6 separate regions of the Homo sapiens genome follow, and all the other regions are linked to region 6. A link is a loop called in an ENCODE intact Hi-C map of the cell type or tissue named here. Cell type or tissue: Calu3. All regions are shown on one strand.

Region 1 (4,000 bases), 87 kb before region 6:
AAGCAAGGAAGGGGTATCTGCACTAGAAAGATTTATTCAAGGGGGAAAAAAGAAAGACTTGAGGAGAAAGCAAAAGAATGGAGAGAGGTGAGGAGCTATACAAATTTTGTTTGGAGACTGAATTTAGTGGGAATTGAGAGGAAAAGGGGGAGAGTCTGATATTTAAGACAGATGCAGGGTGCGGGAGATATGGAAAGGAATGGGATAAATGGAATTTTAAGAAGTGTTGCTGTAGGCAACGATTGGACAACCTTTAATATCTTTCAAAAATGCAAACAAATATTGAAATTTCTTTGTGTAACTGCATCATGTTTTGTTTTGTTTTTGTTTTTTGACTTTGTATTCTTCATCTCCAACTCGGAATCAGCCACGTCTCCAAAAATTCATGTGTACTCTTAGTGAATAATGGTACTTTGAAACTGAGATCTGGGTTCTAGATGTGCTATGCTACTGGAATGTCCTTGCTCTTTGCCCCTTCAGCATATACCTACGCTGAGTATTCTAGTGTGCCATAATAAAAGGATGATGCAAGGTACTTAAACTTGTCTTTTGGCTTTGGCATAATGTAGAGTGAGGAAAAGAGAAGTTGTTTTAAATATATGACTTATGACTTATGTATGCTGTTTATTTGTATCTTTCTATAGCTGTGCTGTCCAAAATGGCAGCCACAGCCACATATGGCTATCTAAATTTAAAATAAAAGTTCAGTCCCTCAGTTATACTAACCATATTCCAAGTACTCAGTTATGACATGTGGCAAGAGGCTACTGTACTGGGTAGAGAGTAATAGAATATTTCCATCATCAGAGAAAGCTCTATTGGATAGCACAGTTCGACAGAATGCTGCCTCGTAAGGCAGACAAGTATATTTATTGGGAATTGTGTTTGTTCAGCTGGTCTTCGGAAATCCACAGGTATAGAATTATCACCAACCAGAGCCTTAATTCAACAGACACTGATGTGTATCTTCTTTTGTCACATTGGCTATTTTTCCCATTCATATGACATACTATATAGATCACTGCTTTGTTCCTGTGAAATATCCCTGTGGTTTTAAAGACCCTAATAGTTTGAATGACTTCCACTTATTGCAGACTTCACTATGTTCCAGGCGCTGTGCTAAGCACTTTATTTGCACTATCTCACTTAATCTTTATAACAACTTTATGTTTTAGATTCAATTAGTATTTTATTTAATCTTTACCTCATTTATAACAACTTATAACAACTTTATGTCATATGTACTATTAATATCTCAATTTTACACGTGGGAAAAGCAACATGGAGAAGCTAGGTCACTGGTTCACAGTCCCACAATAGGTGAGGAGTGAAGCCAGAATTAATTGTGGAAGAGTAAAGGTAGTGGAAGAATATGTATTTTTGATACTCCCTATGGGAAGCTTTCCAAATACTAAAACTTGGAAAAGGCATTGTTTTACTTTCATGAACAGAAATGCACCACAAAAAATTACACAGGCATTAGTCACACCTTTTTAGATTTCAGTTATGCATCATGCCTTAGTCACACAAATTCCTGATCTGGGAGTGTTTGTGGAAAAATGTTTATGCCCCCTCCCTCCTTCACCTCTCTCAGATACCAAACTTCCTTTCAAATTCCCAGCTTCTCAATAACAGAGTATCTTCCTAATTCTGGCTCAGCATCACTTTCCACACCTAGGACCCCAACACACATTCTTTACTCTTTTAACAATATAATAAAAAACTATTTAAAGATAATTTACATGTTAATGTCTCATACTAAATATGCATATCCATGTTTTAAAATTGTTTATTCTAAATAGAAGAATTTCTTGGGCAAATGTATATATTCTTTCCTTTAGAAGGTTTCACATTTTTTATTGGCATGTATTGATTTTACTTTTTGCATTGACTGTTCCTCTACCATTACACTTTCTTGTACTCCTTAACATTATATAAAAAGTATTTCAATGGTTTCTGAGCTCTTACATTTAACAGTGGAGTAGAGGTTTTCTTTCCTAAAGAAGTGACCCATCCGGGCCGGGTGCGATGGCTCACGCCTGTAATCCCAGCACTCTGGAAGGCCGAGGCGGGCGGATCGCGAGGTCAGGAGATAGAGACCATCCTGGCTAACACGGTGAAAGCCAGTCTCTGCTAAAAAATAGCTGGGCATGATGGCGGCCGCCTGTAGTCCCAGCTACTCCGGAGGCTGAGGCAGGGGAATGGCGTGAACCCTGGAGGCGGAGCTTGCAGTGAGCCGAGATCGCGCCACTGCACTCCGGCCTGGGCGACAGAGCGAGACTCCGTCTCAAAAAAAAAAAAAAAAAGAAAAAAAGAAGTGACCCATCCGTGAGGAAGCATAGTGGTCAGAGTCCTGAAGCTCAGCGCACAGAATCACTTTCTTGCTGTTTTCTACCCTTCAAATATTGCACTTTCTCCCTATCATAAAATCTGCCTTGGTGGCATCACCAGCTCAGGCTTCATCAGACCTGTTTGGAAACAGGTTAGACTGAACTGACTGCCTAAAGCTCCTTCAGATCTATATTTGTAATAAAGATTAACGTCTGAAAAACATATTTTGCCCAGCAAAGGCAAGCATCACAATATTATTGTGACATGTTTTTTCTTAGATGTTGAAGAAAAAAAGTTTTAAAAGATCCAGAAAGATATTTATAAAAAGAATTTAATAAAATTTCAGAGAATACTAAAAAAATTAGGCATAGTTAGAAATAAAAGTAAAAGAACAAAGATTTTACTGTGGCCTTTGGCCTCAACTAAAAAAAGTGAACTTGCCCTCTTCAAAATGCTCTTCACTTATTATATAGTCGTCATATAAAAGAAAAAAGACTGCAGGGAGATTCCATAGGTTCAAATCACTGAACTCTATATTTAGAGACAAAAACAGGAGAACTCTCATAATTCCAACACGAACCAGAAGTACAATAGTTTTAGAATCACCCAAATTTCCTTTGATATTCAGCTACACGGAGATCTGAAAGAATTTTCCGATCTTACTTATTTTGGAGCTGCAGCTGGATAATTAAACACATGTGGCAGAAACAGGAAGGCCTCATTTCCTCAACATTTTCCCACTCTGCTCTTTAAAGGGAGTATGAAAATATTTTTGTAAAAGGATGGGATTCCCTGGGTTTCCTAATAGTTGAAATGAGTTAGTCTACACTAAAGTGTTACGCTTCTCCCCTCTGGGTAGAGTACCTGTTTCTGTTAATTCAGTTTTCTTTTTTTAATTTAAAGAAATTCTTGGTAATTACTTATTGAGTAAGCATATTAATATGTAAAATGTAGTAGATTATTGTGAGATCACAGTAGGTCCATTATTAGCTATTGAAAGACTCAGAGGAAAAATTAAACAAAAATTAATCACTAATTACCTTCTATTTAGAAGTGGATTTCTACTTCAAAGTAGCATCACCTAACTTAGGAGAATTTATGACTTGTTTTTCATTTTACTTCTTTGCATTTTCAATTTTGCTAATGATGAATTTTTGATATTTGTGTGATAAAAAAGGAGGAAGAACAAGAAAATAAAGCATTTGCCTAATCCATTTTGCTCATGAGTCAAGGAGGGCAGGAGCTAACCCAAGGGCTTCAGTCTGGCCTTCAATACATCATTCTCTCTCATAGATAGGGTTTTTGCCATTTTCATCACCATCTAGATCAGTGTTGTCCAACAGAACTTTCTGTGATGATAGAGACATTCAGTATTTGTGCTGCCCAATACTCTAGCCACTAGCCACATGTGGCTATTGGCTATTGCACATTCTATAATGTAGCTAATTTGACAGAGGAACTGAATTTTAAATTTATTAATTTTTAATTAATTAAGATTTGTATGTCATGTATGGCTAGTGGCTTCCATATTGGGCAATGCAGACCTGGATTTATCCAAAACAAAAATCAGTCTCGAGCATCTAAAAAGTGTACCACAATTTGTGATTACACAAAACTGCATTTATTTACATATTTATTTAGACACTATAAGATACTAAGATTCTTACAG
Region 2 (4,000 bases), 230 kb before region 6:
GTGTATGGCTATTCTTTCACTATGTGAAATTCCTTCAAAACATGTTATAACAAAGAATTGAGACAAGATTTTGATGATTTTTAGTAACGCCATCTAATGGAGCTTTGGTTATCATAAAAATATTCTAGCTCTGTGCCGTCCACTCCTTAACCACTAGCCACATGTGGCTACTGAGCACTTGAAATGTAGCTAGTGAGACTGAAGAACTAAATTTTAATTTTGTCTAATGAAAGATTCATTTAAATGTAAGTAGCCACATGTGTCTAGAGGCTGCAGTCTTAGATAATATAGATTTATAGTGTATGGAAACATGAAAATTTCTTGATGAATTTGGGGGTGGTATTCACCAATATACTTAATTTACTTTCTTTACTGATTGGCTGTATATTAATCTTGTTATTTCACATTGACCATTTCCATTTTTGCCTGAATTCACCATACAAGTGCTTTGGGATTGATTCCATAATTGTGTTTTCTCTCAGGGTTTCAGCTATGTAGGTCTGGTTTAATTGAATTTAAATAAAGATGCTTTTTCTAGTTCACAAACAAAGATTGAAACATGCAAAACATTGAGAACATGCTGTCATGCTTAGTAAGATAAATTTCAAAGCCTAACCCCTGCAGTTATTTTTCTAAGCTAATTCTCTGTATTTGAGAGTTCAGGTTTAAACAAAAGCTAGGAGTGTCATGAGATATAAAAATATGTTATTTCCTATTTGTTATGGTGTCTAAAAAAGATAAAATACTTAGACAATTTCCTTAAATTTTATTTAACTTAACAAGTTAGCTTTCTTGTTAATGGGTACCAAAACATAGTTAGATAGGAAGAATAAGTTCTAGTGTTTAATAGCAGAGTAGGGTGACTATAGTTAACAATAATTTATTGTATATTTCAAAATAGCTAGAAGATTTGGAATATTCCCAACACAGAGAAATAATAAGTGTTTGAGTGATAGATATCCCAATTGCCCTGATTTTATCATTACACATTGTATGCATTTATCAAAGTTTCACATGTACCCCAGAAATATGTATGGTCATTATGTATCAATAAAAAATTTAGCTTTCTTAAAATACAGACTTTCTTTTTTTTTTCTTTGTTAAAAGGATAATGGTCTCATTCAAGGATTTTAATAGAAACCTCATCCCAGTTGACTAATTCCAAATTATTTATCATTCGCTATGTTTTCTTGTGTGCTCTTGCAGCTAAAATAAACTCCACTCATTTAACTCTTTCATTAGCATATACTCTGTCGTGATTTCTTCTGTTGCCTTCATTGAAGAGACTAATTCCTTCTGATAAACAACTTCTCTAACACACACACACACACACACCCCTCTAAGACTTAAGGCTTAAGGCGACTGGGAGCAATTTATTACATTGTTGTTGAAAGCATCTTTCTTAGTACGATGCATATGCATGGAAGGGAGGTCTGGCCTAAAATAAGTAAAATGACATGTGATTTATAAAGGTTGGGTGTAATATCTATAATTAATTTTATCTTTTTTACACCTAAGCCCACTCTGCCCCCAAACTTCTGCCTTATTATCAAATTACTGTGCAAAAAAAGAATATCACTCCCATATGTACGTCAAATATTCAGAACTAGTTACTTTGTACATTTTAAAATGTAAAATCCATATGGTTTTCTACCATCCAATTAAGGGATAACCCTTATGTATCCAGAAGAAAAACAGGTAGAAATGTCACCTAAGTAAGTGTTTAATAGTATTATACAAAAATAATTAATATGTTAAATAATGGCCACAACACACTATAAAACCCTGCACTGCCTTCTGAAATGAATATTAAATTTTATTTATGAGAAGTTCAGCATTGTGGATGTGATTGAGTTAAATTTCTTAAAAACTGCTGAAGTTCTGTAACTGTACATGATAGTATGCTCATAATTTTTTTCAGAATATATGATTAGACAGAATATCCTAAGGGAAGTCTCATATACCTACTTTAATTCCACCACCTGAAGGACAATATGAGTTGCCTCTTCTCCCTGGTCGTATTAAGGAACCACAATTTGAAAATGATTTTATCAGCATGAATGCTGTGATTCTGCATTCATTAGAGTGACAAACATTACTCTGCAGATGAAAATACAAATTCTTTAGTAACAAGAAATTCCAGACAGGAATATTGTTGTGCCTGCATATTATACTTATTTATTCCATTAATCTATCCAGATACTTATCTTTTTTCTAAAGAGTAATGTCATTAGTATTGTCTTCTACAGAGTCTTCAGTGATTAAATACACTTATTTCTATGCAGCTTAGTTTTATATCATAAATGTCCAGTAGATGGCAGTGCATGCACTAGAATTCACAGAATATCCTCTCAAACCCTAACCACAGCTATTTTTTAAATCTGCATTTTGGAAACATTGATAAGGTCTCACACAATAAGATTAAAAGTCAGCATTAAGCACTGGCTTCTTATTTTTAGCCTCAGACAACCAATGGAAATGAAACCTGTATCTACATGTTTTATTTCATTGTGTTTGAACAAGATTTTGGCACAATAAAAAAAAAGGGAAATCATTAACTTAAAACATCCTCAAACCCTGAAATGATAAATGCAATAAACCAATATTCTGTAAGTTTTCTTGAATTGTCAGAGGGGGGCAGACTGGAGGGTGTGATTTGCGGATAGGATGCTGCCCTTTAATATGAGTAGCAAAGTCCTGGATAATGCTTGTCCTAGAAACTGTCCTTGTGTGTTGAAGACATAACTTGTAGATGATGTAGGGAGGGTTATTGTTAAATACTGAAAAGTGGCTGTCATACAGGCTTCCAGTCTGATTTGTCAACGTGAAAAACTTGGAGGGCAGTGGGGAGGCTTCGGGAGGGAGGGAGGGAGGGAGAGAGAGAGAATTGATTTTGTTTTCCCCTAAAGGAGAGGAAGTGTCCAGGGAAGCTCTGCCTTTGTGGTTTTTCTTGTGTGCCTCAAAACACTTAGGCAAGATAAAGAACCTCTCTCACTCTACTGGGTAGTAGAGAGGAAGAATCATTGTTTCCAAGAGTCGATGCACTGAGAGCATCCACTAGGCGTTTTGTCAGGCCAGAAATAAGCAAGTGCTAGGCAGCAGGATGTGGTGAGGCCACTGGGTCAGGGGAAGGTTGGGGAGAGCCTGCTCATAATGAAATGACTGGGAATGTACCAGCTGAAGTCCCTGACTCTGTTTGAAACCAGGATGCATACAGCATGGTGTAAAAGAGCATGGAGTACAAACACAGGGAGAGTGAGAGGAGATTAAGCAAGTGTAAGCCAAATCTCCACACCCACACTCACTGGACCCTGAATGCTCTTCTCCTCCTCTAGTTTTCACAAGGCCATCATCTTCTTGGTCTTCAGGTCTCAGACTTACAGTAAATATTTCTCCAATAAGTGAATGAATGGATGATAATGCAGAGAAAATTAACATTCCAATCCCAAGAGTTTGAACGTACAAAAGAGGCAGGAACTACTGCCACGATAATGGTAGCAGGAGGAGAGAGCTCCTCTGTGGGGAGGGTGGCTCTGTGTCCCACTGTACAGAGGCACGGTAGTCAGGATGAGAACCTAAGAAGAGCTCAAGACAACCTTACTTCTGGGTGAAGACTCAAAAGAATTGAAATCAGGGCCTTGAAGAGATATCTGTACCCTCGTGTTCATAGCAGCATTATTCACAACAGCCAGAAGGGGAAAGCCACCCAAATGTCCGTGGATGAATGAATGAATAAACAACATGCAGTATATACATAGAATGGAATATTAGCCTCTAAAAGGACATATGTATTAGTCTGTTTTCACGCTGCTGATAAAGACATACCCAAGACTGGACTGGGCAATTTACAAAAGAAAGAGATTTGCTGCACCCATCAACCCATCATCTAAGTTTTAAACCCTGCATGCATTAGGTATTTGTCCTAATGCTCTCCCTTGCCCCCCACCCTCAACAGGCCCCGGTGTGCAATGTTCCCCTCCCTGTGTCCATGTTTTCTCAT
Region 3 (4,000 bases), 170 kb before region 6:
GCAGAATTTGCATTTGTAGTCTTGGTGTCTCTCTGTAGGGCATTCTCTGAAGTCCCCTCTAGGCCAGGCATCTGAGTGAGACTGCCAAATTCTTTTCTAGGTGGATTTTTTGGTTTGACTGTCTTGTTTTGCTCACAGTTCTATGAGCAAGTAGTCAGGGTTTGGTTTCTTTAGGCTAGCAGGAGCTTGCTCTAGCTTTTTCTTTTAATTTCTTTAATTTGAGGATCCCCACACTTGCTCTTTGAAATGCTGTTTTGTAAACTGCTATTTCCTCCAAGCCTGTTATGTTTTTTTTCCATCTGTGTTGAAGTCTCTTTTCCCAGTGGGGCCTTTCTTTCTCAACTTAGTCATGCTATGTGTGGAGACCCACATCCACACTGTTGGCCTCTCTGACTCATCCCGGGAGATTCGCTTGCTCCAGGGAATCTCACTCACAGTGCAGTGGAACAACAGGGAGGATCCAGTGAAGCCAGCCCTCTCTGAAATCTGCCTCTTTTCCTGGCAACTCTCCTTCTTGTTCAAAGCCACATGAGAAGGGTGGGGGTGGGGGAAAACACAAATATCCTCTCCCTTTAAGGTAATGTTTTTAGTAAATAGTTTTTTAGCAATTCTATTTTCTAGTTTATAAGGTACTTTTGTTGCTGTTGCTTTTAAATATTCCATAATCCAGCTAGTCAAAAAAAGCTGCAAATGCTCCAATTTTCCTTTTTCCTACTCCAGGAAGCCAAGGGAGTCAATTCTGACAGTTTTTTTTTCCCTTCCAGTTACAGATTAAACTGTTTCCCCTTTTGAAATATATTATTCATGAATGTAAACGGTTTGTGAACTATAGCTCCTCCCATCCATAGATAGCAGGCGTGGTGGGTGGAAATTGCTCATCCGCCTCATTGATTGCTGGGGGTTGTATAGGAGTAGATCTTCACACTGCAGTCCCTGAGCCAGGATTTTTCCTTAGCCCTCCATTTCTCAGAGAAAACCCTTTGCCAAGGATGGCTCTAGCCCATGATATCCCAATCCAGATGTGTTTAGGCAATAAATTCCTCCCACTAGATTGGCTAAAAGGGTCAAAATCTAATAACAATGATAATTTAAAACTGACCACTGAGTCAGATCTAAGTCTGGCCAATAACCCAGTCCAATTATTTTTAATCTCACCAAGCACATCCTGAAAGTATGAAAAGGAACTCCAACCTGAATGTGCCATTAGCTCAGGGCAGGCTGACCCAGGTAGCTACTAAAGAAGCAGCTTTCCACATCTAAGTGCAGGTGTCCATAGATAGAAGAAACCAAGAGGCATACATTGTTTTTGGTTTTGTAAATTTGCTTAGTTGTGCACAAGTGACTTGTTAGTCTAGTTAAAGTAACTTTCATATGTATATGAATAAGTACGTATTTTCTTTGTCTTTAGTCCTAGGCATTTCCATCCACTGTAGTATTTTTAAGAAAATCACTTCCCATCGTTTTAGTTGGGGGAACATGCCCATCTTGTATTCTGACTCATCCTCAGCACAAGACCTGACACAATTATCTGACTGTCTTAATGCCACGTGCAGTGGGGACCTGTCACTAGACTTTCAACCTGGGAATGGATAGGAACCATCTCACCGTCCCAAGGAGTATGGGCCGTCTGTTGCTGAGGTCAATAGGCTCATTTGCTAGGATAAAAGTGTAGTTATAGGAACTTCTACAAAACTCACTTTAGCTGAATTTCAGCTGAACTAACTATTGGGGGGAGATGGGGGAAGGGAGATGTAACGTTTCTGCCGACTGCGGGAGCTCCCACACATCAAACCCACAAAACTCTGTGTGTGTGTGTGTGTGCGCGTGTAGGGGGCGGGGTGGGGTGTGCGTACACGGCAATGCTAAAGAAGGATGCACGGGCTAACTGCCAGAGGAGAGCTGTCCCAGCCCTTCCCTGTTGGTCGCCTTGGCTTACCTTGACCACGTCATCGTTGAGGTGTTTAGGGTCGCGGTTGACCAGGTCGATCTCCTTGGTGTGCGCGTCGTACACTTGCTTCTCGCTCAGCTCGTCTGCCATGGCCTTGTTGTTGGGCTTGTAGATGTTGCCCTGTTCCCGGATGGGAACGGTGTAGAGATGTCCCTGCAGAGGGCGGAGGGCGGACGGCCAGGACGGGGAGGGCGGCAACGGCGGTGGGAGGAAAAATGCAAAAAGAAAAACAAGCGATGAGAAGTCAGCCTGGCGGCGGGGGAAACCTCGAGCTCGAAATCGAACTAACCGCTCCGACAGCTACGGCTCCGTGCACAGAAACCGCCTGCGCGTAGCCAGCTTTTTAAGAGGATCTCGCAGAGGACACCACACCCCTCTGTACTCTGCAGGGCGCGCCTGCCTCCCCCGCCCGCCGCCAGGGGTCAGGGCAGGCCCCGCCGCGCGGTCCGAAGGCCCCCGCCCGCGCACGCCCCGGCTCAGCACGCAGGACCCGCAGGACCCGCAGGACCTCGGCGGCGAGGGGGCAGCCGCAGGCTTCTCCCGGACTCCCTAAGCCGAGTCGCTCTCGCCCTGAGCGCTTCACCTGTTTCGCGTTCCCGTCCCCGGTCCCTATTACCCCTGCCCCGGTAATCCCTTCCAGCTTTATCTAAGATCCAACAGCAGCCGCCCGACCCGTGGAATGTTCCCTTTATCGCTGCTTCTTGGCCGCATCCCCCTCGCACCTGCCCGCGCCCCCCACCCTGCCTCGGCCCTCTCTTGTCCCTCCACGGCTCTCCCTGCTCAATCCGCCGTGATGATCACAATCCCGAAAGTCCCCATTTTTGGCGGAGCCAGGCACCAGACCCCCTAAATGTCCTAGAACTCAGTCTCACCTGCGCAGCTCCCCCGACCCACCCTCAGGGCACTCCCAGGCTGCGGGCGGGTGGCTGAAGGGCAGCTACGTGTTGGAAGACGAGGTTTCCACACCCGGGCAGAGCTCCAGCGCGTGGAGGGCGTTGGAAGTGATGGTGGCAGTTTGGGGAGGGGAGGTCTACCTCTCTCGGAACACCCCTGCCAGACGCCAAGATGCAGAAGGAGTTCTTGAGATGGTTCAAGAACTTTGGAAAGTGCAAACACACCGCGCGCCGCCTGCGGGACCTGCCGGTCTGGGCGCCTGGCGGAGAGTCCCGGGGACTGTCCCCAGGACTCGGGTAAATAACACCTCCACCCTGCACTCCACCTCTTCGAACCCCCAGCAGGCAGGGCCGGACCGCGGGGGTCCCGCGACAAGGGAGCATCCTAGACCCATCCAGAAAACGCGTCCTGGGCCCAACAGACCCAATCTCAGGACCCCAATCCCCTTTTCCGTGTCCTCCTAGCTCAGGGGCTCCCTAGGCCCCCTCTCCATTAGGAAAACATAAAACATTCCTGGCTTCTCTTCACCTCCCCGCCCAGGCCCATTCCTCAGCGGTGCCAACGCCAGAGGAGTGCTCCGAAGTGGAGAGAGGGCTGGGGCCAGGGCAGCAGTCGGGATATTTGGAGAGGCAGATAGCAGAAGCGGACACTCCCCGCACGCCCGAGCCGGCGCCCCCCCACGGATGCCTACCTCCGAGTCTACGTATTTGCCCCCAGACATGCTGGCCCGTGGCTGGATGAAAACTGTGAGGAGGTTTCCCTGGGCTGTGCTTTAAGGGAACTGAGGAAGGAAGATCTTGTATTGTATGGGGGGAAAAAAAGGCGCTGGAGGGGGGCGGTGGCTGGGAGGGAGCCTCCTGGCCGCCCGCCAAAGGTTTGTTCTGCTCGCGGTTGGCCCGGACGTGTGCTGCGCCGGGTCTAGGCACATCCCCAAGGTTCTGGCAGCAGAGGGCGGGGAGCGCCCGCAGCGAGCAGAGAGCGAGTGAGAACGTTTCTCCCGCGCTGGGGTGCTTGGGCAGATTATTTTAAACCTGAGGCAACATTTTCCCTGCTCTGAACCACCGAGAGGCGTCCCGGGGAGAGCGAATGTTTTCGCAGTGCATCATCTCAGCAGGGGTGGAGGGAGCCGACGCGCCTGCAGAGATGCCCAGTATGGGC
Region 4 (4,000 bases), 83 kb after region 6:
TTTGCTAGTCCCCATAAATAATCCAATAAATAAGTGGTCTATGGAGTTAATATTTTATAAAACACCTTTGGGAAAATGTCACTGAGTATAGTCATACTCTTCAGCTAGCCTTACAGTGATACTCATACCCCACTTCCCTTCTTCACCAACCCAAAGTCCATTAGTCTTCCTGCCAATAACCCTCTTATCATCGGTCAGAACTGTTACTTCTCCCTGATGCTCATGTCTTCTTACTGCATAATGCCTTCTGTCTACAAGACTGTGGTGAAACTATGTTTGGAATGCCCTTTGCTATCCCAATTCCCACCCTTCTCCTCCTGGGTCACTTATTATCTTATTAAGACCCAGTTCAAAGGTTGCCCTCCTCCCCCAAGTCTTCTCTGCTCTCTTCTTCTCCCTTTTTGTGTCCCTCTATTGAGGGCTTATCACATTGCATATGATGGTCCTAGTCTGTTAGAGCTGCTGTAATAAAATACCATAAACTGAGTGGCTTATAGGCAACAGAAATTTATTTCTCCTAGTTCTAGAATCTGGAAAGTCCAAGATCAAGGCTCTGGCAGATTCACTACCTGGTGAGGGCCCACTTCCTCATAGTCATCTTCTCACTCTAGCCTCACAGGGTGGAAGGGGCAAAGGATTTCTCTCAGACTTCCTTTATGAGGGCGCTAATGCTATCCATGAGGGTTCCCCCATCCTCCACCATGACCTAATCACTTCCCAAAGGCCCACCTTTTAATAACCATCACCTTAGGGGTGAGGATTTTGGCATACGAATTTTGAGGGGACACAAACATTCAGTTTGTGTTTGACAGTTACTTGTTTGCATGTCTGCCTCTGTCCTCACTTGGTGAGCTTCTTATATGCCTTGTAAATATCACGGTATTTGGTAAGCTCTGAGTGTTGACTATTGAATAACTGAGTAAACACAGACTTGACATTTTCTACATACTGATTTAATCTGGTGGATTTGTTAACATCGGCTATACCTGGTGACCATATCAGATTGTTGGTACTGAAGGAATTTTTGTATCAAGCCCAAATTACAAGTAACCAAATAGAAATTTTTATTTTTCAATCCCCTTTTCTCATGCAACTCACCTGTATTTAGAAATGTGTGTTACAAATTATAAGAAGGAAATAACTTGATTATTTTATTTGAATATTAGTCAAAAGCAGCAGGTAACAGACATATTTCCATTTCATTTACTTTATAAGATTCATTAATTAAGAAGATATGATTATTTTATTGCTTAGTAAACAGAGCAAACTTTCTGGCATATATGTATTTTATATTTCTGAAGCATAACTAATTCTCTAATTTGGAAGAATATGTGAGTTTGATACATCTAGCTTATAGTATAATTCTAAATTTCTAGCCACAAATTTTCCAGTTTTTCCGTTCATTCAGTATGTCGTCACTAATCTTTTTTTCATTTCAGATATTTGGGTATCTAATGATATTTAAAAAGAAAAAAATATAATATTTGGTTAGTACAGTGTGTCTAGTTTTTTTGAAATTATATTTAGACCTTGATAGTCTTAATTTATTTTTCTAGATAAATGCATGTTACTGCATTTAATAGTAAGAAAACCCATTTTCCTGAACTTACTGTAAACAGGTGAATATATGGTGATAAACAGTGTTCTTGCATCATCTATGACTTTTGTAAACACACTTTGTCTTGTAATATTCTTTACCTTCTTTCAGTTAAAGATGTGATCTGTCAGATGCTTACATTTGTTAAACAACATTGACAAAAGCCTTAGCCTGTGACACTTGTGCATTGTCAACTTCATTTTCCCACTTTCCTTCGCCATGGGACTAGCTACTTCATTGCCATAACAGGAAAGCAGGATCATCTAAAAAAGCCAAGCTGTGGACTCTTTCCTCATCAGAGACCTCAGAGCCTGAATGAGTGCAATTTAGTTTCTGTCCCTTTGGAGACAGTTGTAGGGGAGTAAGCTTTCCGTAGCAGGAGAGACATGGTGATTTTTTCCCTATTGCACTCCAATTTTTCAAGAATGTGTTTGAAATCAGATGTCGAACTAAACTCTAAGTTTAGTTTTATTTCAAATACATTCCATACAGATTGTAGCACAGGATAGGGTATATTACTCAGCCTCCCTCCACACTGTGACTCATAAGGAAACCCCTTTTACCAGCTGCCAACAAATGAAGAGCTTGGGTTACCAGAGTTTGAGCAAGCACAGATGCAGAATGATCTGGAGCTGGGCAGGGACAGAGTGTGCATTCCAGGTTGGCAAAAGTGCACAGTTTACAATTGCAAGGCAAGGTTGGTGCTTGAGAACAGTCAAGGAGGCTGATAGATGCTTAGTAAATCAGGCTAAGAATGCATGATTTTCTCCCCCCGCATACTCCTAATGTGTTTTCAAAGCGGAGATATTAATTGTAAATTTTCCAAAGTGCTTTCTTTGTTGTTAATGGGTAAGCCATTTAAATATCTCTACAGCTGCATAGTTCTGATCCAACCCCCAAATCACAGCTAAACTTCTAATGCTGCAGTATGTGGTGGCTTGAATCAGCATTACCATACAAGGCAGCTTTGAATTCCTCGCAGTAACCTTTTATTACTGTTTTTAAGTTTCCCAAGCACTGCCAAATGTCTTGAACTTTGTGGAATGATTATAAACTTTATAAATATAAACCTTTGGTTCCCCTTTGAAATTCTGCTAAAGAAGGCCAAAATTATATTAACAGTGCATATATTTCAAAATCAAAGACCTGTAATACCATTTTGATTATTCACTCTTGGAAAAAAAATTGTTGGGATCATTGGACAATTGATAAAGGGGCATTGCAACAGCTGTGCTGACTTTCAGGAAAAAAAAATGATACAACCCAGAAACAATGTTTGGGCTGAAAAGCGGGCCTGCATGTCTGGTTGTTTGCAGATGCCTGGGATATTTAGAAAGCTGCCCCTTTAAAATCTCCAAAACATTTTGTTAGAAACACTTCGTAATGGAAGTATGTTGCCCTTGGCACCTCGGCAGAGCAATTCTTGCTTTCATTTCAAAATATGAGAAATTTCTTTAGAAACAGAAAGGGTTTTGTCTTTTGCAAGCTGACATGATGCATGGCCCAGAATCAATCCGATGTGGAGCAACTCCTTAAGGAGAGAAGAGCTTTCTCAAAGAACAGGCTACAGCTTTTGGAAGCTGCAAAGGCACATGGAAGAAATCTCTGTGAAAGGGCAAGCAAGCAAAAGAAAACTATTTCTATGTGGTGCTGACATCGTGACCTGACATAGTTCATATGAAAGGGAAGAAGATATACATTCAGTATTAAGTATGTCATGGTGAACACAAATTCACACTTTAGGCCTTGATTGTCAGGGTGTGAATTCCAGGTCTTTTACTTCTTAGCTTGGTGGCTTTCCAAATTACATAATCATAATAATTCTACTGCCCTCAGTTATTCTATCTGTAAAATGATAAAGTACCTACCTCGAAGGGTCGTTGTGAGGATTAACTGAGTTTGTATGTATAAAGTAGATATAACATTGACTAGAGCCACTTTTTGAAATAATGCTAAGAAAATTTTAAATAGAACAGAGTAAGAATAAACTTTATCTTTAAAAGTTTTCCAGTAAATTTACTCTCATATGATAATACTTGCCCTAACACACACACACACTCGCTTGCTCTCACACATGCACACTGCTCACACACGCTCACACACACTTGCACACACACTCGATCACACACACACAACTCACTCGCTCACACATGCATGCAAGAGATGATAAAGAGGTCATTCTAATGTTTTTTCCTCTCCTATTTGTAAAATCTATAAGTACTTTGGAAAAGGTTCTATAATTATCCTGCAAAGTTCTTCTGGATGGGAATAAGTCATAGAAATTCCATTTCATTTTATAAGTTAAGAATCAAGAACCCATCTCAGCCTTCGATGAGAATACTGAATCTTCCCTCTGAGGTGCCACCCTTTAAGGCAGGGGCTTCACCTGCCATGTTTGCCATC
Region 5 (4,000 bases), 67 kb before region 6:
CCCTGTGGGGAAAACTAGAACTGAGCAGCCTGAAATGGTAGGGGGCAAAGAAGGAGGCTAGTGGAGACCACTATAAAATTATACTTTGGCACATTTCCTTTGTTTGGAGAAATAACACTACACTGCTGGTGTAAACCAGAGAAATAAACATGGAGGGAAGCTGTGATGCAAAAAATAATAAAGGGACTTAGCTAACACTCTGTGCAAATACATAAACAATCTGAGAAAAAGACATTGGAAATACCATTCTCTGTGCCACCAGAGTACTACTTTCAACTGAAGTGCACTTTTTTGGGGGCGGTGGGGAGTAGTTTGTATTTTGATAATAGATGCAGTTGGTGGAGAGAAAAGGGGATGCATAAGGTGCTTAACTCCTGTCTAGTCCCTGGTTCTACTAACTGCCCATCCAATGACAGACCGAGTAGGATCTGATAGAAAAGGGAGCAGCCAGTTTCACGGGCCGGTGTGTAGTCAATGCCTGAATTCTTTCTGCATTTATGTTGTTTCTTTCCATTTCCTGTGCTCAGCTACCTTTGATTGCTTGATATGCTACCCACACACTCTTGAGTTAAACTTCTTGTATTAATACACAAGTGTTTTCTTCATGAAGCTGTGTCTCATGAAAACTTTAAAAGGTGAGGCTGGATTCCTTGCATTTCTTTTGTCTACACCCTGATTTCTTTGGCACAGCAACAGCTCTTAGGTTTTGGACATTAAAACATATGCTAATAATCATTGATTGAACTAATCTAGCACATATACCAAAAGGTAGCTGATTTCTCTGTGATGGAATGCTAATGAATAAATATGGGAAATGTCTACCACCTTCAATCCTCTTATTAAATATGTTTTGATGGTTATACTTACGGTCATAGTCATTGTTATCGATTGACAGTTACTCTCATTGTCATAGGGAAAGCTCAACTGATAGTTTTCTTTGTTTGATTTTTCAATTCTTCCTCTTCACTCTACCCCCATTTCAAATTTACATTGTTTAATAATTAAGTTGATTTAGTTTGAGATTTTATTTTGGAAAATTTCATGACACCTCTCTAGATCCTTTGCTCTTTAGGTGTCATTTTGGGTAACATTATTTATTCCCTGCTGATGGTACATTTCTTATCTGCCTATGTCACTGTTGAATGTGAACAGTTCAGTTTAGCTTTCTTGTTTGAACATGGTGATTATATTCTTTTCATGGGTACCTATAAATGTGCCAGGCACTGGGGGAGTTATGTTAGCTTTTGAAATCTTTTTTCTTTGCAAATGTCTTTTTTATTTGCCCATATTCTTTCTGTGAGTTTGTATGTTCTCCACAGCTGCATCTGCTGTGGAGAACATTTGTTTTTAACATGGTTATTTGTTGCCAGGGATAATAGGCATCCTAGTTGCACTCTGCCCAAATCTCTGGGAATGATCAATCAGGCAATCCTACTGATAGGCTGCAGAAATGGTTTGTGGAAAGAAACACAAATGAATTGGGCAATTAGAATCAGCTGGGGAGTGTATTTAAAAAATAGTTTTATTTGGCCTCATATGGCTTGTGGCTTGAGGCATATTAGCAGTTTTTGCTGAAAGCACACTGGAAGACCAAACAAGAACCAGAATTTTTACCAGATATATTTGTAATTGCATATATAATTTAATTTGTTCAGTTAATTTGTATGTAAACTAATTATGAATGTTAACTGTAGTAAAATATACTATCCCCATTCCCCATCATTTGGTAGACTAGAATGTAAACTTATTAGTAACATATAACAATAATCCTATATTACGCTACAGGGCAGCAATGTTTACAAGAGAAAGATCTGTTTTACACGTCACCCTAAGGTCCCCTGCAGGTATATGCAGGACCTGCAAAATATAATTCTACTCCTTTAAGAGAGATCCAAAAACGTAGGAGGAGAGCAGGGGGAGTAATCCAGGCATTGATGCTACTCAGAGAATGACTATTACATGAGTAGATACATGTTTAATGTGATTAACACCTTCATTTGCACGTATATTATACTAACAGAGTCTCTTTCTCTTTAATCTATTTTACTGAAGATCAGGAGTGGGATTAGGGTCAGGCAGATGAAAAAGACAACCAAGTCTTGCCACATAATCAAGATACACAAAATATCTTCATTCAAGATGGTGAGGAATTACTCTCAAGTTTACAAAAAGTATTAGTTAAGTCACCATTTTAACTCTGACATTTATTTAAGTACTCTACTTATTTGTGAATAGATTTTACATAAATGATGCATCCCATTTTTTCATGGCATGGCCAATTCTTTTTTTTTTTTTTTGAGACCGAGTCTCACTCTGTTGCCCAGGCTGGAGTGCAGTGTTGCGATCTCGGCTCACTGCACCTCTGGCTCCCGGGTTCAAGCAATTCTCCTGCCTCAGCCTCCTGAGTAGCTGGGATTACAGGTGTGCACCACCATGCCTGGATAATTTTTTGTATTTTTAGTAGAGACAGGGTTTCACTATGTTGGCCATGCTGGTCTTGAACTCCTGACCTCAGGTGATCAGCCCGTCTAGGCCTCCCAAAGTGCTGGGATTACAAGAATGAGCACTGCACCTCCCCTGGCCAATTCTTTTAAGAGTGTTTTGTTATTGTTGATTTAAAATTCAATAATATTAATTTGTTTCCTAAAATGAGACATTGGAATTGTTTGCTCTGAACACAAACACATTACTTATTTCAAGTTAGTAGAACAAACATTTACAAACATTTTAAAGAAGGAATTCATGTTTTCCAAGCCTCTACCACATGAAAAAAAAACAGCCATCTCATTATTGTAAATATTGACAGTGATTAAGTTGTTGGGTATATAGTAGGTAGTTCCTAAATCTGATGGCTACATGGATGAATGAATAAAAAAGTAGAAAAGCTAAGGAGAGGACTAAATTTAAAAAGGATTTTCTTGCAGAGAAAGCATACTTCTACGGTGGATGTTAGCTATGTTGTTTGTACAAATGCCCTGAAAATGTTTTTCAGCTCAGGTGCTGTAGAAATAATGTTTTTCTTTCCATGACTGTACCCCATCACATTTTTTAACTAAAATGATCTGAAGGTCAATTGATCAATGTGTTAATTATGAGTAAAACAATGTGCTAACTACAACTAACCTGCCTCCCCCAGGCAATACCTGTCTACTTTTTTGATACTGTGGGAGATCTGTCTTTGGAAGTGGTCATTTCTACCTTCTTTTAAACCTGCAACTTTTGCCCTGCCACTCTCATCCAGATCTGGCTCAGAGAATATAGAGAATATATCTGCTAGTGTCCCACTGTCCCATGTTTAGCAGGTCCACACTTCTGGTCTCATTTCTACTCCCTCTTTGTGTTCTTAGCCCATCACCCAATACTTGGTTCCTGATACAGCCCTGCAAAGGCCACACTTCTGCCTCTTATCACACGAACCACCAGATCTGGGTATGGTATCTGTAGCTGCTTGTCATAGGGGTGAGCCCTTGAGATGGAGGTGATGGTAAAAACAGCCCTGAATTGGAAATCAGGAAACTGGTTTGCCACTCACAAATTGTGAACCCTTGGATGGGTTATTCAGCTTCTGTGGCTTCTCTATTGTCTTCCGCAAAAATGAGATTTAATTACAGATAGGTCTTAAACTATTCTGGGTCTAATAGTCTCTGTTACATAAAATAAGCCATTTCAAGATAAAGAGATATAATTGGAAACTTTTGACACATGGGCCGTGGAACATTTACTTGTGTTCCTTTTGCATAAATATTATGAAAATTGTTCTTTGAAAAAACAATCTATTGTTAAATAGTACTGCATCCTTGCTTTTAGAAACATTTTTAAAAGACCAATTTGGAATTTCTAACCTTCTCTGGTATATTCCATGGTTTTTGATTAAGGGGTTTTAAGAACTTTGTATAATTAGCAAATCATTTCAAATGAATGAAAACTCACCTCATTATAAATTAGAAGCAATGAACGTTCTAACTTATTTTGTTTCAGACTAAAGGCTGAAGTCTGAGCA
Region 6 (4,000 bases):
CTCCACTGTCCATTGTCCTATTCTGGAATAGACAGTAGCTCTGACTATAAGTTAAAATGGGCTACATTAAACCCTGCCAGGCCTTGCATTTCTCTCATTTGGTCCTTCACTGACAAATTCACATAGTGCAAAGGTCATGGGCAAGCTATAACTCTTCTCTGGAGCTCCAAGCTGGCTGCCCCTGGGGATTTATGTTCCACTCTCCTAACTGGGCTTACCAAGCCATAAATTCCTGATTAAAGCACAGACCGCTTGAGAGACAGGGAGGTTGGAAGAGTATCGATGCTCAGGTCTCCAGTCACCCACATATTTGTATGAGAGCCTTGGACTCCTGGACCCAAAGCCAGTGTAATTACTTTATAACTTAAAAATCATGGTTTTCAATTTTAAAAATTCATGTAAAAATGGAAGTCACTGTGCTGGAAATGAGTCTTTCCTTTCTGAGTTCTGTAATGCTATGTTATCTTTATATGTTTACAATAGAAGGAAATGGTCCTACTGGCTGCCAGTGAGTGAGGTAGCAGAGTAGAGCTGCATTCTAAAATCAGAACTAATATTCAGCACCAGCTTCTATGGTCTTGTGTTTTGATGTGCTGGCTATTGGGCCTACAGAAATGCACCTTCTGTTTATGCTTCCAAGTGTTCCTTTTATCTCTAGATAAAAGTGTACAGGGGAAGTTGCCAAAATTAGTCTACCTTTTGGACCCAGGCCATAGTTAAACTTAGATATAAAACAGATCAAAGAGTTCCATTCTGATCCAAATAGCTGCAGCCCAGCAGCATGGCTGGTGGCAGTATGAAGTGGCTGAACACCTTCTGATTTGGAACATCTGAGCAATACTTTCTGGGCTGCAAGGCACAAAAAGAGGCAGCATGCATGTCTGCTTTTGAAATGACTGTCCGCCTTCCAGGATTTGACAGAGGAGCACTTGTTTAGACTTTGGTGTCTAATCCAGTGGGAAGCTCCCAGGTATTCCTAAAGGCTGCCGCAGGGGGTCTCTATGAAGGGGGGTACTCTCCTCTCCTCAATACACACAGGGTTAATTTTGTTCACAGTCCTTCCATGCTTCCTTTAGGTGAAGCCAAACTGTCGAGGTTTCTTCTTTACCAGGTGGCAGCAATTCCCCACCCGACTCTTTTTCATTTTGCATTTACGTTCTGATTTTTAGAGTCTTAGACTGATGTCCCCGGGGAGAGTAGGAGCAGACAGAAGATTCTTGGGCTCTGTGAATCAATAGGGTCACCAAATTATTTACTATCCAAACCAGAACACTTCTGTCAGTGAAAGAGGCACTGTTGGTAATTAAATCTGGACAACTAGAGTCAACTGAGACTCTCCTGGCAAACTGCGGTGTATGGCCACCCTCTGCATAGAGAATCGGGTGATTTCTGGCTCTAGAGATGCAAGTCAAGTGCTTCTTTTCCTGTGCGTGATTGGGCATTTTTAGTCGCTCCTCTAAATTATTATAGATGATCATTTTCTGCTCTTGATAGCAAATATAACAATAAGAAAAAATTGGATAATAAATTTTCATATGACTCAAAACACAGCCCCGTTGTTAAATAATATTGCTTCAGAATAGATTTTCTTGCAAAGAAAATGTTCTGTACAAATTCTTTAAAGAAGTCTTTCAAGTGGATTTTTTTTAAATGATGCCACCGCCCACTACTTACAAAGAAAGTCTTGAAGGGGAGCAGCAACCCCTCAGGCCATTTCTATCAAAGAGATGTACAATCAGTACCAGCAACACAAAAATGCTCCTGTAATTGCACCCAAACTATTTTTTGTACCTAACAAATTTTTGTCTTCAAACTGCAGTTGTATGGCTGTGTTTCCGTTCTGTTTGTTTTACCACTTCCCTTTGAAATATTTTGCATCATCCTGGAGATTTTCCCAAGTTGTGGTCTGCTCGCTGGAGGGCTGCGCTCCTCTGATTTGCAGCATGAAGTTGTGTTGCCATGGCAGGGGTTGTTTACCATAGGGGAACACTTAACAGGATGGGCACCTCCCACAGCCATTCCAAACTCCTTTCCTCCTCTTCTCTACTCGCTTAGATATTCTGAGACAGCAGCCCAGATATGGCTTTCTCTAATCGTAAACTACATTCCCGGAGCGTGAACTTGACTTTGCTATGCTTTCGAGATAGGGAAATGTTTGGCTCTGTTTATTCCTCTCAAACTGGGCAGTGTCCTCTTGACTGTTATGACTAATCCACTTGTCATGGCTGGAATCTCCTAACAATTCTTTCCCTCAGGTAAATCACATCGCTCAGACTTGTGAAGCAAAAATGCCACTGAGACCAAAGGGTGACCTTGTGGTGGTCGCAGCCTGTTCACCTGACAGAGGTCTCTGTTGCCCAGGAGGACTTTTTATTTTTCCAATAAAAGGAAAGCTTAGTCAGAACCTGACAAGTCTTGCTCCCTCACATTCCTGCAGAGGAACCAGCCTGGGGAGAGATAAGAGCCGTGGGTTGACACCCTGATTATGCTTACCTTCTTATTTGTTAAATGTGGAAATTGACTTCATCCAATTAATAAGAGCAGGAAACAGTTTTTGTTTTGTCTTTGTAGGAAAACATGAAGTAACAGTTTTATCTCAATTTGTCAGGCATTGCCCAAGAGACTACAGCCATGTGGGCCAGTGGCCAAAAAATTGCTCTAAGGCCCAAGTATTAACACCCAGATATAAAAAGAATGCTAATTGGTTTTCCAGCTGAAAAATAATAAGGGATTTGCTGCCAAAAATGCTGTATGGCCTGAAAACCCCAAGTTTATACAATAGGGCCTGATTACAATCTGGGGGCTCCATTTGTGCTCCTATGAAGAGCTAAACAAAGGGAGGTGTTTCGCTCCTCTGTCTTTGTAGAAAGCTCCGCTCCAGATCTCAGCCTGGTGGAACACCAGGCTTCCCACAGTCTTCCTGCCAAATCCCCAAGTTTTTTCCTGGCTGCCATTCAGGAAAGTACAGCTTCGTCTGTAGGATGGAAAGTTAAAAAGGCCTTGCTTGGATACGCTGAAATATATACAAACACTGCCTGACGTATGGAGTAGGCTGCTGCCGCTGGCATCTTAGTAGAAAGAATGTGAAATTTTTAAAAGTCATTTTGGGTACGTGATTGAGATGTTAGCTGGAAGAAGAAACTTTTTTTGTTTGTTTGTTTTAGAAAAATGAAAATTCAGCATTCCCCTTAATCTTAACAGTTATCTTACCTTAGTTGTCTCATTGGTAAAATGTCAACTAACCTCCAAGATCCCATTTAGTTTGGGCTGTCTGTAACTTGAGGGCCGGGTATAGCGTATGCAGAAAATACAGGCTGTCTACTGAATATCTTTGAAAAGGTCCCTGGAAGTGAGTTGGGATGAAAGTCAAAGTCTGGAGCACTGGCATGGTACAGTCCTAGGCTGGTGTGCTGATGTGTATTGGCTGGGTGCCAGCCTGCCTGTGACTTCACACTACAATTCCAGGTCTGTATCACTTATGGGAATGGGCCTGAATTAAAATGATTGCATAATACTTACAACTCTGTTCTCTTTATTTCCAGCTGATGGTAAATATTATGGCAAATTTCACAGCATTTAATTAATCTTACCCATAATGTTTTTAAGTTGTAGTTAATACTAAAATACACTACCTTTTCACCAATCATGGTCATAGACTATTATCCTAGTCACGTATGTAATTATGCAACTAAGTTAAAGAGTTTTTTTTAAAAAAAGAATTACTTTGAAAAATGAAGTAAAATGTATTCTCAACAGCCAACTTCTGCCAAAATATGCGAAGAATAAAACAGGCCATAAGAATCCATTGATGTGTACAAAATTATTTTTTTGACAGAAACAGGCAAGCAACTATGTTTGTTGCTATCAATGCTTTTCTCTTGTTTATTACTTTTTGTTTGTTATTATTAATGTGTTTTCCCTTAAAGTAGTGAGGCAACATGGAACGTATGTAAGAGTTTATGGGCAGGGAGCAGTGGCTCACACCTGTAATTCCAGCACT

Evidence for each region. A loop is a pair of places that touch in the nucleus more often than their neighbours do. Peaks named below come from ENCODE experiments on the same cell type or tissue, not always from the same donor. Only the 100,000 strongest peaks of a DNase experiment are listed, where the experiment ranks them.
Region 1: a loop joins it to region 6, with 3 times the contacts of the local background. A loop is called at or near these places in 26 of 110 quality-filtered maps.
Region 2: it touches region 6 in a loop (4-fold over the local background); 33 of 110 quality-filtered maps call a loop at or near these places.
Region 3: it touches region 6 in a loop (4-fold over the local background); 51 of 110 quality-filtered maps call a loop at or near these places.
Region 4: a loop joins it to region 6, with 3 times the contacts of the local background. A loop is called at or near these places in 40 of 110 quality-filtered maps.
Region 5: it touches region 6 in a loop (2.4-fold over the local background); 13 of 110 quality-filtered maps call a loop at or near these places.

What each region holds. Positions count from the first base shown.
Region 1 is chr7:116,440,758-116,444,757 of GRCh38, reverse strand. All of the region lies in intron 1 of CAV2-DT (CAV2 divergent transcript), which reads left to right. Among named protein-coding and RNA genes, the nearest start is that of CAV2-DT, 57 kb to the left of the region's middle. RefSeq lists an enhancer at 1,081-2,280. In Calu3, no CTCF peak of the experiment used is centred here; DNase peaks (open chromatin) are centred at 1,557 and 2,457.
Region 2 is chr7:116,587,513-116,591,512 of GRCh38, reverse strand. The region is part of intron 2 of COMETT (cytosolic oncogenic antisense to MET transcript); the gene reads left to right. Among named protein-coding and RNA genes, the nearest start is that of CAV1, 64 kb to the right of the region's middle. RefSeq lists an enhancer at 3,077-3,176. In Calu3, a CTCF peak has its summit at 2,374; no DNase peak of the experiment used is centred here.
Region 3 is chr7:116,524,626-116,528,625 of GRCh38, reverse strand. CAV1 (caveolin 1) reads right to left here and starts at 3,590. Exons shown (of 3, transcript NM_001753.5): 1 at 3,534-3,590; 2 at 1,937-2,101. The coding sequence starts at 3,563. RefSeq lists silencers at 1,889-1,988, 2,219-2,608. In Calu3, a CTCF peak has its summit at 2,358 (motif pointing right); DNase peaks (open chromatin) are centred at 2,045, 2,365, 3,085, 3,845 and 1 weaker place.
Region 4 is chr7:116,270,357-116,274,356 of GRCh38, reverse strand. No RefSeq gene overlaps it. Among named protein-coding and RNA genes, the nearest start is that of TES, 62 kb to the right of the region's middle. In Calu3, no CTCF peak of the experiment used is centred here; a DNase peak (open chromatin) is centred at 2,206.
Region 5 is chr7:116,420,291-116,424,290 of GRCh38, reverse strand. All of the region lies in intron 1 of CAV2-DT (CAV2 divergent transcript), which reads left to right. Among named protein-coding and RNA genes, the nearest start is that of CAV2-DT, 77 kb to the left of the region's middle. RefSeq lists silencers at 3,262-3,556, 2,743-3,708 and an enhancer at 3,262-3,556. In Calu3, no CTCF peak of the experiment used is centred here; no DNase peak of the experiment used is centred here.
Region 6 is chr7:116,353,261-116,357,260 of GRCh38, reverse strand. No RefSeq gene overlaps it. Among named protein-coding and RNA genes, the nearest start is that of CAV2-DT, 140 kb to the left of the region's middle. RefSeq lists an enhancer at 206-3,652. In Calu3, no CTCF peak of the experiment used is centred here; DNase peaks (open chromatin) are centred at 2,030 and 2,320.